Regions from separate parts of the Homo sapiens genome. Here region 2 is linked to region 1. The links are chromatin loops, found by intact Hi-C in ENCODE. Cell type or tissue: PC-3. All regions are shown on one strand.

Evidence for each region. Hi-C counts contacts between places; a loop is a spot of excess contacts. Peaks named below come from ENCODE experiments on the same cell type or tissue, not always from the same donor. Only the 100,000 strongest peaks of a DNase experiment are listed, where the experiment ranks them.
Region 2: a loop joins it to region 1, with 2.6 times the contacts of the local background. A loop is called at or near these places in 36 of 110 quality-filtered maps.

The regions. Positions count from the first base shown.
Region 1 is chr13:21,132,113-21,136,112 of GRCh38, reverse strand. No RefSeq gene overlaps it. Among named protein-coding and RNA genes, the nearest start is that of SAP18, 6.0 kb to the left of the region's middle. In PC-3, a CTCF peak has its summit at 2,097 (motif pointing right); no DNase peak of the experiment used is centred here.
Region 2 is chr13:21,067,648-21,071,647 of GRCh38, reverse strand. LOC105370104 (a long non-coding RNA gene) reads right to left here. Exons shown (of 4, transcript XR_941728.1): 2 at 1,591-1,672. Among named protein-coding and RNA genes, the nearest start is that of LATS2, 8.1 kb to the right of the region's middle. In PC-3, no CTCF peak of the experiment used is centred here; DNase peaks (open chromatin) are centred at 497 and 1,857; H3K4me3 peaks cover 771 bases; H3K27ac peaks cover 1,270 bases.

The DNA.
Region 1 (4,000 bases):
CCTGAGGACCCTGTGATGATTGCGTTGACTGCACAAATTGTTTGTAGAGCATGTGTGTTTGAACAGTATGAAATCTGGGCACCTTGAAAAAAGAACAGGATAACAGCAATGTTCAGGGAACAAGAGAGATAACCTTTAACTCCGACCGCCGGTGAGCCGGGCGGAACACAGCCATATTTCTCTTCTTTCAAAAGCAAATGGAAAAATATCACTGAATTCTTTTTCTCAGCAAGGAACATCCTGAGAAAGAGAATGTGTCCCTGAGGGTAGACCTCTAAAATGGCCGCTTCGGGGTGCGGCTGTCTTTTATGGTCGAGCTGTAGGGATGAAATAAGCCCCAGTCTCCCGTAGTGCTCCCAGGCTTATTAGGAGGAGGAAATTCCCACCTAATAAATTTTGGTCAGACCGGTTGTCTGCTCTCAAACCCTGTCTCCTGATACGATGTTATCAATGACAATGCGAGCCTGAAACTTCATTAGCAATTTTAATTTCGCCCTGGTCCTGTGGTCCTGTGATCTCGCCCTGCCTCCATTTGCCTTGTGATATCTTATTACCTTGGGAAGCATGTGATCTCTGTGACCCACACCCTATTCGTACACTCCCTCCCCTTTTGAAAATCACTAATAAAAACTTGCTGGTTTTGTGGCTCAGGAGGCATCACGGAAGCTGCCGACATGTGATGTCTCCCCCGGATGCCCAGCTTTAAAATTTCTCTGTTTTGTACTCTGTCCCTTTATTTCTCAGACCAGCCGACACTTAGGGAAAATAGAAAAGAACCTACGTGAAATATTGGGGGTGAATTTCGGCCCGATATCTCGCTGAATTTTCCCCCGATACATGCCCAGCTAATTTGTGTATTTTTAGTAGAGACAGGGTTTCACCATGTTGGCCAGGATGGTCTCAATCTCCTGACCTCGTGATCCGCTCACCTCAGCCTCCCAAAGTGCTGGGATTACAGGCGTGAGCCACCGTGCCCAGCCTTCTTTTTTAAAAAAGTAGAAGAAGCAAGTCACAGAACACATACGATAGGGTTCAATTTATGCAGTTTATTCAATTTGGGGGGAAAATAGGAACCCCTCACCTAAAAATACTGTTTAGGGAAACAAACATGAGTAGTAAAACTATAAAGAGAAGCAGGGGGAAATAAACACTAAATTCAGTTTAGTGTTACCTCTGAGGGTAAGCTTGGGTGATGCAATTTATGAAGGGCATCCACAGCTTCTAAGATACTGGTAATATACTCTTTCTCACTAGGAGGAGTGTGTTTTTTATTCTTTACATTGTAGCTGTACATCTTAGAAACTCTTTTGTATGTGTGATTTAGATTACTCTTTTAAAATAGTTATTTACTTACTTACTTTTGAGACAGGGTCTGGCTCCGCTGCCCAGGCTGGAATGCATTGGCATAATCTCAATCTCAGCTCACTGCAGCCTCCGCCTCCTGGACTCAAGCAATCCTCCCACCTCAGCCTCCCATGTGGCTGGGACCACAGGCCACACCACCATGCCTGGCTAATGTTTTCTAGAAACGGGGTTTTGCCATGTTGCCTAACTTGTCTCAAACTCCTGGGCTCGGCAGGGTGTGGTGGCTCATGCCTATAATCCCAGCATTTTGGGAGGCTGAGGCGGGCAGATCATGAGTTCAGGAGATGGAGACAATCTTGGCTAACACAGTGAAACCCTGTCTCTACTAAAAATACAAAAAATTAGCCGGGCGTGGTAGTGGGCACTTATAGTCCCGGCTACTCGGGAGGCTTAGGTGAGACTCCGTCTAAAAAAAAAAAAAAAAAATTCCTGGCCTCAAGCAATTCACCGCCTTGGCCTCCCAAAGTGCTGAGGTTACAAGTGTGACTAACCACACCCAGCCATAAAAAATTTATTTTTTCATTGTGCCTAGAATAGGCATGCATGCAGAGTTGCATGCAGGCAATGTTTGTTTTTTCAAAAAGATATTTAAATTTTCTCCCCAGTTCTATGATTCTAGTATATCTTTTTTTTTAAAATTTTATTTTTCTGAATAAAGAAGAATTCTAGGATGATTCTAGTATTATATCTTTTTCAAAACCTCCATAATATAATAATACAGACACATGAGGGCACTCTAATCAATCCATTAAAGGGAAAACATTGAAACTATGAAAATGAAGAACTTCACAACCTTTTATTGGTGATACTGGGGAGGGTTCATTTCTTAGATATAAGCTCTCATTTTGGGACCTTTCCAAATAACCAGCTCTCATCAAAATGAAACTTTCCGACATCTTGAGGCAGTAGAAGTGCATCTATATTTTAGAATACTTGGAATACTTTTTCAGCAGCCCTCATTCTACCTACATGGACTTGTAAAACCAGCTCTGAGTTGCTCCTGAAATTGTAATATTTAAGGGTATGCATCTTTCCTTTCTTTTTAGAATTTACGTGGACAAGTATTACACTTCTAAGTAATATACCCAAGGGAATTGAAAGCAGGGACTCAGGTATTTGTGCACTAGTGTTCATAGCAGTATTATTCACAGTAGCCAAAAGGTAGAAACAATCTGAATGTCCATCAACAGATGGAAAGATACACATAGAATGGAATATTCAGCTTTCAAAAGGAATAAAATTCTGACACGTTACAACGTGGGTGAACCTAGAAAACATTATGCTAAGTGAAATACGCCAGACACAAAAGAACAAACATTGTGTGATTTCATTTATAAGAGGCACATAGAATGAACAGGCAAATTCATAGGCAGAAAGTAAAAGAGAGGCTGCCAGCGGCTGGTGGGTACGTGGGGACTGGGAAGTTATTGCTTAATGGGTACAGAGTTTCTTTTTGAGATGATGAAAAAATTCTGGATATGGATGGTGGGAATGGTTGCACAACATAGTGAACATACTTCAAGTCACTGAATTGTACACCAAAAAATTGTTAAAATGATAACATTTATGTTACATACATTTTATCACAATTTTAAAAATTAAAAAAAGTGAACATCTGAAGTATGTGAAAAATAAGTCATCAGACTCTCTCCACTCTTCTTTTTCTACTCTCTCTCTTTTGTGTGTCCTAGCATTATGAATCTAGGAAAAGGCAGATTCTCCGAATTAAAATCAGAAATATGTAATGAGGAGTTCTAAAGAATATGCCTCAGTCAATCACTGCAACTCCATGGCATTCTCTGCTGTTAATATGAAGAAGAATGACCTTTTAATGGCAGGGAAATAAGTGAACACTATACAAAATTTGTTTCTGGAGAAGATTTAATGAAATGTATTATCCATAGAACTATCTGGTTGTTTATAAAAGTTGTGGATTATAAATTTGAATCTCTAGGGGATTATTAATGCTTTTCAAATTCCTCTCATGACACTCTTTCCTTCAGGTGTATCTGTAGGCGACAAGGGGTACAGCATTTATAAGCACAATATTTACTGGGCTCTGTTTCCCAAAGGGTTGTATGTGAACAGTCTCAGTAAAGCATCTACTTGTTACCAAGAGTAAAGGCTGGGCGCAAAGGCTCACACCTGTAATCCCAGCACTTTGGGAGGCTGAGGCAGGAATATCACTTGAGTCCAGGAGTTCAAGACCAGCCTGAGCAACATTATCAAGACCCCTGTCTCTTAAAAAAAAAAAAAAATTAGCTGGGGTGGGACGTGCCTGTAGTCCCAGGTACTCAGGAAGCTGGAGGTGGGAGGTTTGTATGAGCCCAGGAGGTCAAGGCTGCAGTGAGCCGTGATTGTGTATAACTGTACAACTCTTTTGCTTAGACAACAGAGTGAGACCCTGTCTCAAAAAAGGAGTCGAAAAAATATATAAATTTCCATAACAATCCTAGAAGAATTAAGCTTACAGATAGTACAATTACTACTTAGACTGTACATTTCTTCTCTCTTTCGGTTTTTGAGACAGAGTCTCACTCTCTTGCCCAGGCTGGAGTGCAGTGGCCACCTGGGCTCACTGCAACCTTCACCTCCACACTTCAAGTGATTCTCCTGCCTCAGCCTCCCAAGTAGC
Region 2 (4,000 bases), 64 kb after region 1:
AAATAGCCATTTCATTGGACCTGGGCTCAAGTGATCCTCCTGCCTCAGCCTCCCAAGTAGCTGGGACTACAGGCATGTGCCACCATGCTGGGCTCTCCGAAATAATTTTTACAGCTTACTCCCCAAGTATTTGTTTGACTGTACATAATCGCAGAGCTGTGCCATCTCATCTGTCTACTTCTTTGTTTACTTCATTTCCCTATTTCTCTAACATCTTCCCTGCTCTCTCAGAAGTCCATTATCTGCATGCCTCAAATACCAGGCTTTCTCTGTGACTTTGTTCTGTCCTTTTCTCCTTCCAAGTATCTTTACCTCAAACATTAGTTCTTCCTCCCACCAATGTCTTTCTGAAGGCTATTAGCTCTAGGACATTTTTCGAGTTCCAACCTCAAACCCAAGAACTCTTTTTGGCCTGGGGTTACCAACTATCAAATACGATCTGCAGAGACTGCATCCTGATTTGTGTAGATTTCCCTTTGCTCTCTGAAATTTGGCAGCCTCTTGGTTACTGGCCGGCTTCCACTTCTGCAGGTGAATCACCTTATCATAATCTCATCATGGTTTTCATTATCAAACCCATTTATCAAGCAGGCAAAGATAACTCATTCGGTTTTTATTTATCAGCTCTGGTTGATAAAGCAAAATACTGAGGGTTTTTTTTTTTTTTTTAGGAGACGAGTCTCACTCTTTCACCCAGGCTGGAGTGCAGTGGCATGATCTTGGCTCACTGCAGCCTCGGCCTCCCGGGTTCAGCAGTTCTCCTGCCTCAGCCTCTGGAGTAGCTGGGACTATAGGCACACACCACCACACCCGGCTAATTTTTTTTTTTGTATTTTAGTAGAGACAGGTTTCACCATGTTGCCCAGGCTGGTCTCGAACTCCTGAGCTCAGACAGTCCTCCCACCTCGGCCTCCCAAAGTGCTAGGATTACAGGCGTGAGCCACCTCGCCCGGCTGATAAAGCAAAATACTGGTCTTAAGGTCAGGCATGGTGGCTCACGCCTGTAATCTCAGCACTTTGGGAGGCCGAGGCGGGATCACAAGGTCAGGAGATCAAGAACATCCTGGCTAACACAGTGAAACCCTGTTCTCTACTAAAAATATAAAAAAAAATTAGCTGGGCGTGGTAGCGGGTGCCTGTAGTCCTAGCTACTCGGGAGGCTGAGGCAGGAGAATGGCGTGAACCCGGGAGGCAGAGCTTGCGGTGAGCTGAGATCGCACCACTGCGTTCTAGCCTGGGCAACAGAGCGAGACTCCATCTCAAAAAAAAAAAAAAAAAAATACTGGTCTTAAAAGGAGCTGTAAAATAACAACCAAAACAACATTTAGTAGTTAATTTTAAATTCAAAGTTTAAAAACATATCATGAAAATGTTTCCTTTACAGTTACACAATTAAATATGTATTGTCAATTTAGATTAACTCAGATGACTTTGAAAATATTAGTTTTGTTATGGAAATGGATTCTTGTTGAGATGAGAGTTTGGGCCTTACCCTGTTGCTCCTAAAGCAAGTTTTACCAATGTTTACTGCAAACGTTTGATAAAAAATTTAAATGGAAGGTTTTGGAGCATATAGAATTAAAACTTCACCTTTTCAATGGGATGTTTCTTTTAATTATAGACAAAGCAGCATTCTGCTCAGGTCTGCAAATGAAATGGAAGTTGCAGCCAACTGTAAACGTAATGAGAAATGAGTAAATAGTTGGTGTTGCTGTCATAGCTCACTCAGCAGACAGAGTAAGCTTTCGGGGGACGTGGTAAGAAAAAAAATTGTTTTAGCAATTCTTCTCTTACTAACGTAAGTGTCAACACAAGAATTCTGTAAATGCAGAATGTGATTTGTATCTTCATAGTGTATCTTTGAGCTTTTCTGGGAATGAATCTTCTCAAATTATTGAGCAATTCTGACTTACGCAACCACATAGTTTATTACTCATCTGAGAAGCAGAGTGGCTATTTGGAGAATGAAGCTACACTTGGAGTCTCTGGAGGTGGCTGGAAAGGGAGGTCTGCGGGGACTGGTCAGGTGGTTGCCCTGGAAAGTTGCTGGAACCCTGGGCCTTCCCTAACTATGCATTAGAGGCTGTTGCTGTATTTTCCTGGAGATTCAGTTTTCCAAAATAGCTAAAAGCAAAGCAATTAGAAATAAATTAAAATCAGAGGAAAATGTACAGTCTCATGATTTTAATATTGGAAAACATGAATAAGAATTGAAATTTAATACTGAAGATTTTCTCCCCTGGTACCCAAATTGTTTTCATAATTGTACAAAATGAGAATTTGTAATGGTTACAATGGTTAAAATGGTAAGTTTTATGTAATGTATATTTTACCACAAATTTAAAAATACGATTTAAATTAAGAAAGAAAACTAGTGGCAAAACCTATTAAATAAAGGCTTTTTAAAAATACAAAATAGGCCAGGTGCGGTGTCTCACACCTGTAATCCCAGCAATTTGGGAAGCCGAGGCGGGTGGATCACTTTGAGCTCAGAAGTTTGAGACCAACCTGGCCAACATGGCGTAACCCTGTCTTTACTAAAAATACAAAAATTAGCCGGACGTAATGGCGCAGGCCTGTGGTCCCAGCTACTCAGTAGGCTGAGGCAGGAGAATCACTTGAACATGGGAGGCAGAGGTTGCAGTGAGCTGAGATTGCACCACTACACTCCAGCCTAGGTGACAGAGTGAGATTCTGTCTCAAACAAACAATAATAATAATAATACTCGTTGGGCGAGGTGGCTCATGCCTGTAATCCTAACACCTCGAGAGGCGGAAATCACCTGAGCCCAGGAGTACGGGACCAGCCTGGACAACATAGCGAAACACAGTGTCTACAAAAAATACAAAAATTAGCCAGGCGTGGTAGCATGCGTCTGTAGTCCCAGCTGCTGGGGAGACTGAGGTAGGAGGATCCCTTGAGCCTGGGAGGTCGAGGCTGCAGTGAGCCGTGATCATGCCACTGCACTCCAGCCTGGGTGACAGACCCAGACCCTGTCTCAAAAAAGCAAAAACAAACAAAACAGTAATACTCCACTTTTCCCTAAATCTGACGTCCAATATTATAAACTCTGTGGAAAATGTCTAGGAAATGAGGGAGCAAAAGGTCTTTTGATAGTTGAAATAGCTGTCAGAAAGTTCTGGTTCTCTGCATAGAAAAAAAGGTTTTAAGGATAAGAAGTTCTATTAGTTTTTACTTTACATATAATTTTAATAAGCTAAGCAATGTTTCTTTGCTAATAGATTAAAAGTTTAAAATTAATAAGGTATGATATATTACTAAAGACTGGATTCTTAATAGCAGAGAAAAAAATAGCTGATTACCTAACAGAGACAAAACAACTCTAAAGAAAAAACCAACTGAGGCAAAAGTTTTTCCTTCTACATTCACATTCAACACTCAACACACTTCTGGTCACCAAAACGTGTGGGTTTTTCCCATCACACACCAACTGGGTGTCCTAGAATAATTCAGTTCAATTCTGACACTATCTACCTGGAGTTAGTGCAGACCCCATAGGTTAAGGGCTCAGTCCTAGAATACTGCCCCCATTTGGGATGCCAATAGTAGGTTGTCACCTAAACTGGTAATCAACTGTCTGTAAATCACTTTTCACTACCCCTTCTCAGGTTTTATTAGTTTGCTAGGATGGCTTATAAAACTCATGGAGGCCGGGTGCAGTGGCTCATGCCTTTGGGAGGCCGAGGCCAGCAGATCACTTGAGGTCAGGAATTTGAGACAGCCTGGCCAACATGGTGAAACCCCGTCTCTACTGAAAAAAAATTAAAAAACAACAAAAATTACCCAGGCATGGTGCCGCACGCCTGTAATTCCAGCTACTCGGGAGGCTGAGGCAGGAGAATCACTTGAACCCGGGAGGCGGAGTTTGCAGTGAGCTGAGATCATGCCACTGCTCTCCAGCCTGGGCGACGGAGCGAGACTCTGTCTCAAAAAAATAAATAAATAAAAATAATAAAACTCATGGAAACACCCGCATTT